Regions from separate parts of the Homo sapiens genome. Here region 1 is linked to region 2. A link is a loop called in an ENCODE intact Hi-C map of the cell type or tissue named here. Cell type or tissue: endothelial cell of umbilical vein. All regions are shown on one strand. Links, peaks and the distances in the headings refer to the core of each region. The heading gives the core; the rest is flanking DNA. Region 1 has its middle 35 kb from the start of SPRY1. Region 2 has its middle 48 kb from the start of SPRY1.

The links. Peaks named below come from ENCODE experiments on the same cell type or tissue, not always from the same donor. Only the 100,000 strongest peaks of a DNase experiment are listed, where the experiment ranks them.
Region 1: a loop joins it to region 2, with 9 times the contacts of the local background. A loop is called at or near these places in 2 of 110 quality-filtered maps.

Annotation. Positions count from the first base shown.
Region 1 is chr4:123,359,708-123,364,106 of GRCh38, forward strand. No RefSeq gene overlaps it. Among named protein-coding and RNA genes, the nearest start is that of SPRY1, 35 kb to the right of the region's middle. In endothelial cell of umbilical vein, for the core only: no CTCF peak of the experiment used is centred there; a DNase peak (open chromatin) is centred at 1,924; H3K27ac peaks cover 2,055 bases.
Region 2 is chr4:123,442,534-123,446,932 of GRCh38, forward strand. No RefSeq gene overlaps it. Among named protein-coding and RNA genes, the nearest start is that of SPRY1, 48 kb to the left of the region's middle. In endothelial cell of umbilical vein, for the core only: no CTCF peak of the experiment used is centred there; a DNase peak (open chromatin) is centred at 1,918; H3K27ac peaks cover 916 bases.

The sequences.
Region 1 (4,399 bases), core at 264-4,263, 83 kb before region 2:
CCTGTTCTCACAGTTCTGCCTCCCAACCATCTGCAGCTCTCCTACTCTCAGTATGGTTTGTCTGGGTGGTGGAAGGGAGGACACATTATTTACCACTCTCATTGGTTAAAGTTTGCCCACAGGGTGTCTGCTTTCTGCACTTCCGGGTGTATGACCTAATCTTTCTAGAAGCTGACCCAAGAGGCTCCGCAATGTGAGCCACAAAAAGTCATCAGCATTCCCTACCTGCCTCTCTGCAGTCTGCAGCATGATGGGCTGGCCAGATGAGCTCTTGCAAGAGCATGGGCACCAAGAGATATCACTGAATCTCACAGCTCAGTGGCAACCAGAAGTCCCAGAGCAGGAAAGGGGAGGTCCATGCAGTGTGAATTGAGGTAGTGGCAGGTCATGAGTGACATGAGGAATTGCAAATAGCTGCTGCAGCCGGACCAGCCTGCTAAGCAGGTGGAACACTGTAACAGCATGATCCTGCCAGACGGCAGCAACAAGCTTCCTTCCTACCACAGACAAAATGTTTCATCTACAATCTCCAAGAATGCAGCTGCTGGTGGGCCATCTTGGTCATGAGCAGAAAACCATGGTTGCATAAATCTAGGGGGCCTTCTAAGCTGCCAGAACAGTAACCGTGCCTAGTATGGGGGCCTGAATTGGAAGATGCTCCCATAGTGTCAGTTTCCTTCCTCCCTTAGGTGGCTGAAACATGGAAGGCCTGCAGCTCTGACGTTATGAAAATGAAATTCTATTAAGAACAAGCAATGAGAGATGGCTTAAGTTGACTAAAGGGAATGTTAGCTTTAATATTGTGAAGATGACTGAAACCATATTGGTGAATACTTGAACTCATAGGATAAAAGAAACCTCAATATATAAATATGAGTGCTTTTATTTTACTAATTTTTTAAAGAAATGGAGTCTCACTATGTTGCCCAGGCTGGACTTGAACTCCTGGGCTCAAATAGTCCTCTCCCCTCATCCTCTCAAGTAGCTAGGAATACAGGCAAGAGCCACCGTGGCTGGCTAAACATAAGTGTTATGACTCTCCTTGTTTTCCCTAGTCAGTGGCAGGTGAGCCATCCATTTGGGTAATATTGTTGACACACACTTGCCAGCATTTCCCCTTTCTAAATACCACCAGTGGTGGCCATGATTTATATCTGACTGTGTCTATGCTCAGTTTCTTAGACACTTGGCTTTTGGGGGTGAGTCTCTAATGCATCGATGCCTTTCGAATTTCTATAATGGTTTGGGGCTTCCTGAATTCTTATTTTTCTATTGAAAGTTTAGAGCTACTTCCTTACCCACCTCTGTCAGGGCTGGCCACTCTTTGAGAATAGCCTCCAGAGGCTAGGCACAGTGGCTCATGCCTGTAATCCCAGCATTTTGGGAGGCCAAGGCGGGCGGATCACCTGAGGTCAGGAATTCGAGACCAGCCTGACCAACATGGAGAAACCCCATCTCTACTAAAAATACAAAAAATTAGCCAGGGGTGGTGGCACATGCCTATAATCCTAGCTACTCAGGAGGCGGAGGCAGAAGAATCATTTAAACCCAGGAGGCGGAGGTTGTGGTGAGCTGAGATTGTGCCATTGTACTCTAGCCTGGGCAACAAGAGTGAAACTCTGTCTCAAAAAAAACATTAAAAAAAAAAAAAGATTAGCCTCCAGGAGAGTGTGGAGTAGGCTGCTAGTTTGACTATTAAGACATCCAGAATTCACACACTACCTCCTGGGCTTGATAAAGTGACATGGTAGCAACAGTTCTTACAGCAAGGTGACCCCACAAGACATCTTTGCCATGAAGTTGACCATTCTTCATGTAGATATTTAATTTCCTACAAAGATTGCCCAAATCTGGCCACTGGCCAAGTAGCATGAGTTATCAGCTTTTTCCTTACTGTGGGATCATTTGTAGAAGCTTTAAAAAACTGCCTCAATGTGTGAGTTTCCTTGGACTGAAAGAAAAAAATAGAACTTAAAAGTTCCAGCTGTCTGAACATTTTCTACTTAAAAAAAAATAAACTGAATTGGACAGGAAGATCATGGTACATGACTCATGGTAAACAAATGCCAAACACATGTTATCTTAATCATCCTGTACAAAATAAGGAAATTGTATGAATCCAAAAAAGAATTATCCAGAAAGGACAAATGAAGGATATCCAGAAGACAAATTTGAAGGTTTTGTTTTTTACAAATTATTAATTTATATAGCTCCAAACAGCCACAGTCAGAATCGGTCAGAACACAGAAATAAGAACATTTAGGTATCCTTCAACCTATATCAATTTCACTCTGTTAGGTTTAGTTAATCAAAGTGTTCATTTAGGAAAGACTCCATTAACTTTTTGCAACCATATCCTGTTTTGAATGATCAGAATCATAACCCTTGCTTTTATAATAAGCAGTATAGCTAAAATCTACTGAGTGCCGTGAATCATGCATGTATTCTGCTAAATGATCTAGTATAAAAAAATCTGTGTATGTTATCATTCTTTCCTCAGTGGAGTTTTTAATCTAGTTAAATGAATGGGTATTATGCATGTAGTGGTCAATTTTATGTGTTAACTTGATTGGACTAGGGGATGCCCAGATAGCTGGTAAAACATTACTTCTGGGTATGTTTGGAAGGGTATTTCCAGAAGACATTAGCATTTGAATCAGTAGACTTAGAAAAGAAGCCCTGAATGGAACAAAAGGGTTGGGGAAGAGCAAATTCACTCTCTCTTTGAGCTGGGACATCTGTCTTCTTCTGCCCTTGAACTGGAACTACATCACTGGCTTTTCTGGGCCTCCATCTTGCAGACAGATGGCAGATCATGGGACTTCTTAGCCTCCATGATCATGGGAGCCAATCTCTCATAATAAATAAATACATAAATATCCTATGGTTCTGTTTCTCTGGAGATCTCTGACTAATATAACATGTAAATTCCATGTTTCCTGAGGCTGTAGAGAGCTAGTTTGGAACAGGCAGGTAATTCCTTTATATAAGGTACAGCTTCCATAGAGCTGTGGGTAACAAAGTCTCTGATAACTTGGCATTGCCCACTTTGTAACATAATGTGAAATTAACTTGGAGGAGAACTAGGGTACTCTGACAGTTTCTGGAAAAATAAAGGGCATGCTTTGCATATAGGCCATTGAAGGCCATAGTAGAAGGACAGCAGGGCTGGGATGGATTTGTATGCATTCTGTGTGGGGTTAGTGACAGGCAGAATCTAACAAAAGGACAGCTCTTTTTTTGCTCGGAAATGCTAAACAATGTAATTCCCCAGGGTGGTGGAAACCAGAAGACATGAAAGGAGAGGGCTGCAAATAGCAGAGAGGATAGATTCAAAAGGATGGCCTATTTTATCAGCATCATGTAAAGAAAACAGTCTTTGGTAAACCTCAGGGAAAGAAATAGGATCAACCTTTGCATATAATTCCCCCAGTGGCATTGTTCAGGAGGAGCCCCCAAGACTTCCTGTAAAATGCCAAAACCAAGAAAGACATCTGAAAGCAGAGAGAATGGAGCAAAAGTTGCTAAGAAGTAAGTAAACCCGGAGGCTGCAGAGAAAGCTGGCAGGAGACTGGGGCAGAGCATGATGGACACCCCTCGTCCCTGGGAGACCACCCAATCCACTCTGATGGAGCAGTTCCTCCAGCCCAGGACTGAAAGTTTAGGGAAGCTCCTGTTTAAACAGAGAGTATCCCCTGGCCCATGAGGGGCACTTGGAGCACAGAGCAACTTTTGACTGCTATTGTCTGATACCCAAAAATGCAAGATGGCGAGTTTTCTTCTCTTTCAAATAAAACCACCCTTTGCCCCATTGTAAACATTATGCTTGCAAGTGGGGAATTAGAGCCAGGTACTTACTGTGATCTTTAGGAAGATAATTTCACAGGTTGCTCACCAAAGGCCAGAGCCAATAAATTGCCCCATCCTTGTAAAGGGGCCTGGGCCCACAGAAGCTTTTTTGTGCAATATTCTTAGTAGTAACCTTAATTTACATTTTTTTCCTGCCCACACTGGGCCCATATTCCCACAAGATGGTGTTCAGCAGGAGCTGGTGGCAGCTGCCTCCTTTAGACAGCAGACTAAGGCATATTCAAATTCACCATAGGCCCCATCACTCCAGATTAGGTAACTTACCTTGAGGCTGCAGAACTGTCACTTATCAGAATGCTCATGTTGTTTTTGTTAGAATAGAAAACCATCTCAGTACCCATATCTCTGAAAAAAGAGAAGTGAAAGTAGACTGAGAGGGCTGTGTATTTCTTATACCTGGGGCCCTTCACCTGTGTTCGCCACCTGCCTGCCTCATCCCTGCAGCCTAAGATGTCCTCATGACATTTTCCCCATGCAACACTTTGTTTTCGTTTGTTTGTTTGTTTGTTGTTGTTGTTTTGAGACAGAG
Region 2 (4,399 bases), core at 175-4,174:
ATATCTACCCTTCTTTTATTTTTTAAAATTAATTAATTATTATTATTATTTTGAGGCAGAGTCTCGCTCTGTCACCCAGGCTGGAGTGCAGTGGCACAGTCTCGGCTCACTGCAAGCTCTGCCTCCCGGGTTCATGCCATTCTCCTGCCTCAGCCTCCCGAGTAGCTGGGACTACAGGCGTGTGCCACCACGCCTGGCTAATTTTTTGTATTTTTAGTAGAGACGGGGTTTCACCATATTGGCCAGGCCGATCTTGAACTCCCGACCTTGTGATCCGCCCGCCTTGGCCTCCCAAAGTGCTGGGATTACAGGCGTGAGCCACCACGCTTGGCTACCCTTCTCTTAAATTCTGTTTGAAATTCATCTCACCATTAAAGTCTTCTCAAAGTAACCCAGCCTAATCTAAGAACATTTTATTCCAGTATCCCTTAAGCATGAAGGAACAATTAGTATTGGACTGATGTATATATTCTTTTGCATGTTTTCCAAGTGGGTTTATCCTACCCACTTTTAGATTATAAACACCTTGAGAAAATGGTTAGGTACCTTTCTGTGGCAGTCCCATTATACCTAATGTCCAGTGACCAATATGTAGTAGACAGTAATAAAAGTTATTGACATTTATAATGTCATTTTATTATTTTTCTGTCATAATATTTTCTCATGCTTATGTGGATGTCAAAAAGCAAGTTCTAGTTTCCTTATCTCCATTTCTGCTTCCTACTTACATGAAATTTCCTCTGTAGAACAGTTTGTGAATGTGTTCTATTGGGACAAAGGTTTGGTTGTCCTCAGAGAAATAGACATTTAAATGCTCTATTTCCTTCCTAGCAGTGCTGCTGGGTTGGTCAGCAGATATTTATTCCAAATTCCAATTTTCAGACACAGCCATTTAAAAAAAAGATGCTTATATTGAAAAACATGAATATCAAACAGTGGCCCACCCTGAACAGTCCCAGATCTGCTGGTCTGTTAGCCATGCTGCACTTCTCTTCCTCCACCCCCTCAAAAAAGAGAAACAAGTCTGAAGATGATCAGGCTTCCTGTTCTGTAGATTTTGAATTACTGTAATCAGGATCTCATGTCTGCAGCCACACAGCCAGCGGTGATCTCTCAGCCTGGGCACTTTCTATTTCAGTTGGTAATTACTCAGTAGTAAAAAAAAAAAAAAAAAAAAAAAAAAAAAAATTAAAAATCACAGATAGGAGAATTGAGGACATAGTCTACTTGGTGCTGACTCTTTTGTGGGTGGGGAGGGTGGGGAAAATAGGGTACACTATCTGTAATTCTAGTTTTCCCCAGACCAAAGCAACTAGGCTGAATATAATAGGCCCTTTAATTTCCTCGCACCCATTCAAAGGTGCTTCAATAAGAACAAGTGAAAAGACTCTGGAAGCCAGAAGATTGGTGATGGGGGAAGGGAGTGGTGCAGCAGAAGTAGCTCCTGGGAGGACGGAAGATGTTAGCACAGCAGTATCACCAAAACGGAATTTTATATTCTTTAAAAACTGTGTGTGCATGTGTTTTAAGTTAAGGTTAACTTCAAATAATAATTAAACACCAGTTGCTGGATCGTCTACTTAGTGCTTATCAAGAGAGTTTATTTACTGATCTGCTGAGACCAAAAGCAGCAGTTCCTCTGGTTAACATTTGCTAAGACAAATCCTTCCATTTGGGAAAGATTTCTTCCCTCCTTCCCTCTCTCCCTGATTTTTCTAGGTCTGGGAAAGCTGGTTTTATATTATGCAAAAGTGTGAATCGCACAGCCCAGAGTCACTGTCCCCTTTAAAGGGGGCTTTCTCTCTTGTCTTAAAAAACAGACCTCAGAAGGAGCCAGATGGTTCCCGTCTGCTGCCTTGAGTCAATGCACTTCCTCCCACAGACTGGAGCCCTTTTGCCCTCCTTCCTCCCCAGCTCCTCCCCACATTCTACCCCCCACCACTGGGCCTCCCTGTTTTGTCGCTAGAAATAATCTTTTATTGCCCAGTTGTTCGGAAGTGACCTTTTGCCCTTGATTAGATAGCACCAGGCTCCATCACCGGATTGCTTTTGAGCGGGCAGTTGCTTTTTTGTGTGGGCTGATCCGGTGTCAGGGAGAACAATGCAAGGCTTTGCAAAATTTTAGTATAGCTCAGGCCTCATGTGGAACAGGTGGGGGCGGGGAGACGCGGGGTTGAATAAAGCAGCCCAGTGGATCCTGGTTGCAAAAATACATTTTCTTTAGTAAACTGAAAAACAAATGGCATTTTAAAAAATTCACTTGTACATATTTAACTCATTCCTTAATAACCATGTATTTCAGAGGAATAGAAGATTACTCCAGGGTTTCAGTATATATTATTTAAGCATACAAATATTATTACAATTAAACTGACTTGAATATAACCTTACATTAGAATATTAATCAAATGGACTATTGAGTTTCTCACAGCAATTTTCCAGGTCTCAATTATTTTAAGTAACAAATATAATAATAAAACATATAACAAAGAATGAGTTTAATTATTGAAAGCTAACTCATTTTTTATTTTAAAAATTAGGGAAAAATATTCATGACTTTACATGCTTCCTAGGTAAAACGGTATTTGTGACTTTGTATCTTTCATAATAGTCCTTAAATTCTTTGGATTTAAAATTCTCAGGAATATCTGCCAGAACTAGTAGAGTGGGTGAGTTTGAAATTTTTGTTTTAACACCTTCAGTTTCACCCAGGAGATGAATATTCTGCTATACAGGCATAGCAGCATTTTGGGATTCTTTTAAAAGTTTATTAACATTAACATCTAAAATTTTGGTCAGGTACGATGGCTCACACCTGTCATTTCAACACTTTGGGAGGCCAAGGTGGGAGGATGGCTTGAGCCCAGGAGTTTGAGACCGGCCTGGGTAACCCTGTCTCTACAAAAAATAAAAAATTAGCTGGGCATGGTGGCACATGCCTGTAGTCTCAGCTACTCAGGAGGCTGAGGCAGAAGGATTGCTTGAGCCTGGGAGGTTGAGGCTGCAGTGAGCAGTGTTTGCACCACTGCACTCCAGCCTAGACAACAAAATGAGACCCAGTCTCAAAATAAAATAAAATAAAAATTTGCTGAGGCAGGAGAATCGCTTGAACATGGGAGGCAGAGGTTGCAGTGAGATCGCGCCACTGCACTCCAGCCTGGGTGACAGAGAGTGAGACTCTGTCTCAAAAAAATAAAAATAAAAATAAAAATTTGAAGTTTCTTAGTTCTCCATGTGAGGGGGAAAATGCCTACAGACCACGCAACCCTAAATTTTTGTTGTAGGTAATACTTAATGCTAATGTCCACACTGTTTCTTAACTCTTGGCCTGCCAATTGTGGTGGCTTAAAATGAATTCTACCTTTCTGCTTTATTTCAGAAGTTCTGGTCCGTGTTTTGTTTCATAGGTTTGCAGTGTTGGGATGTAACAGAGAGTTGGTGATTACTCAGTAGTAAAAAAAAAAAAAAAAATTTAAAAATCACAGGTAGGAGAATTGAGGACATAGTCTACTTGGTACTGACTCTTTTGTGGGTGGGGAGGGTGGGGAAAATCACAATTGTTTTTCAGTGTCACACAGGGGGGCTATATTTGCTACACAATGTGGAAAATATGTACATTAGCCTATACACAAAGGAAGTTAAAGATATAAATTGCAGAGTGAGTATTACCAGCTCCATTTTAGAGATGAAGCAGCAGGAACTCACCATCATGTAAATGTTCTAGATGTACCCAAACCAAGTCCAAGGTTCCCAATGGCCTTGTTTCAATGCTTAAGAATGGTTGTTTTCATAAATATTATGCATGTGTGTATATCACAAAGAAAAATGATTGGTGTGCTCTACCTTTTCAATTTTAATTTGTGCTTTACTAGTTAACTATATTTCTCTCAAAAAATCAGCATGAAACATGCCAAATTTTCTAAAAATACTTTTGAGAATACAGTGATAGGCCAGGCACAGTGGCTCATGCCTGCAATGCCAGCACTTTGGGAGGCGAAGGCGAGTGGATCACCTGAGGTCGGGAGTTCGAGACCAGCCTGGCCAAGCAACATGGTGAAACCCCGTCTGTACTAAAAATACAAAAATTAGCCAGGTGTGGTGGTGGGCACCTGTAATCCCAGCTACTCGGGAGGCTGAGGCAGGAGAATAACTTGAACCTGGGAGGTGGAGGTTGCAATGAGCCATTACACTCCAGCCTGGGTGACAAGAGCAAAACTCCGTCTCAAAAAAAAAAAAAAAAAAAGAATACAGTGATACATAAATGTGTATATATATATACATCTACATCCATGTGTTTTAAAAGAGCAATGGATATTGTTGATCAATTATACTAACAGAGAAGGTAAAGAATTTGCTAGATTACTTGCTATTCAGTGGGTTTCCCTGGTTGAGCCTAGGA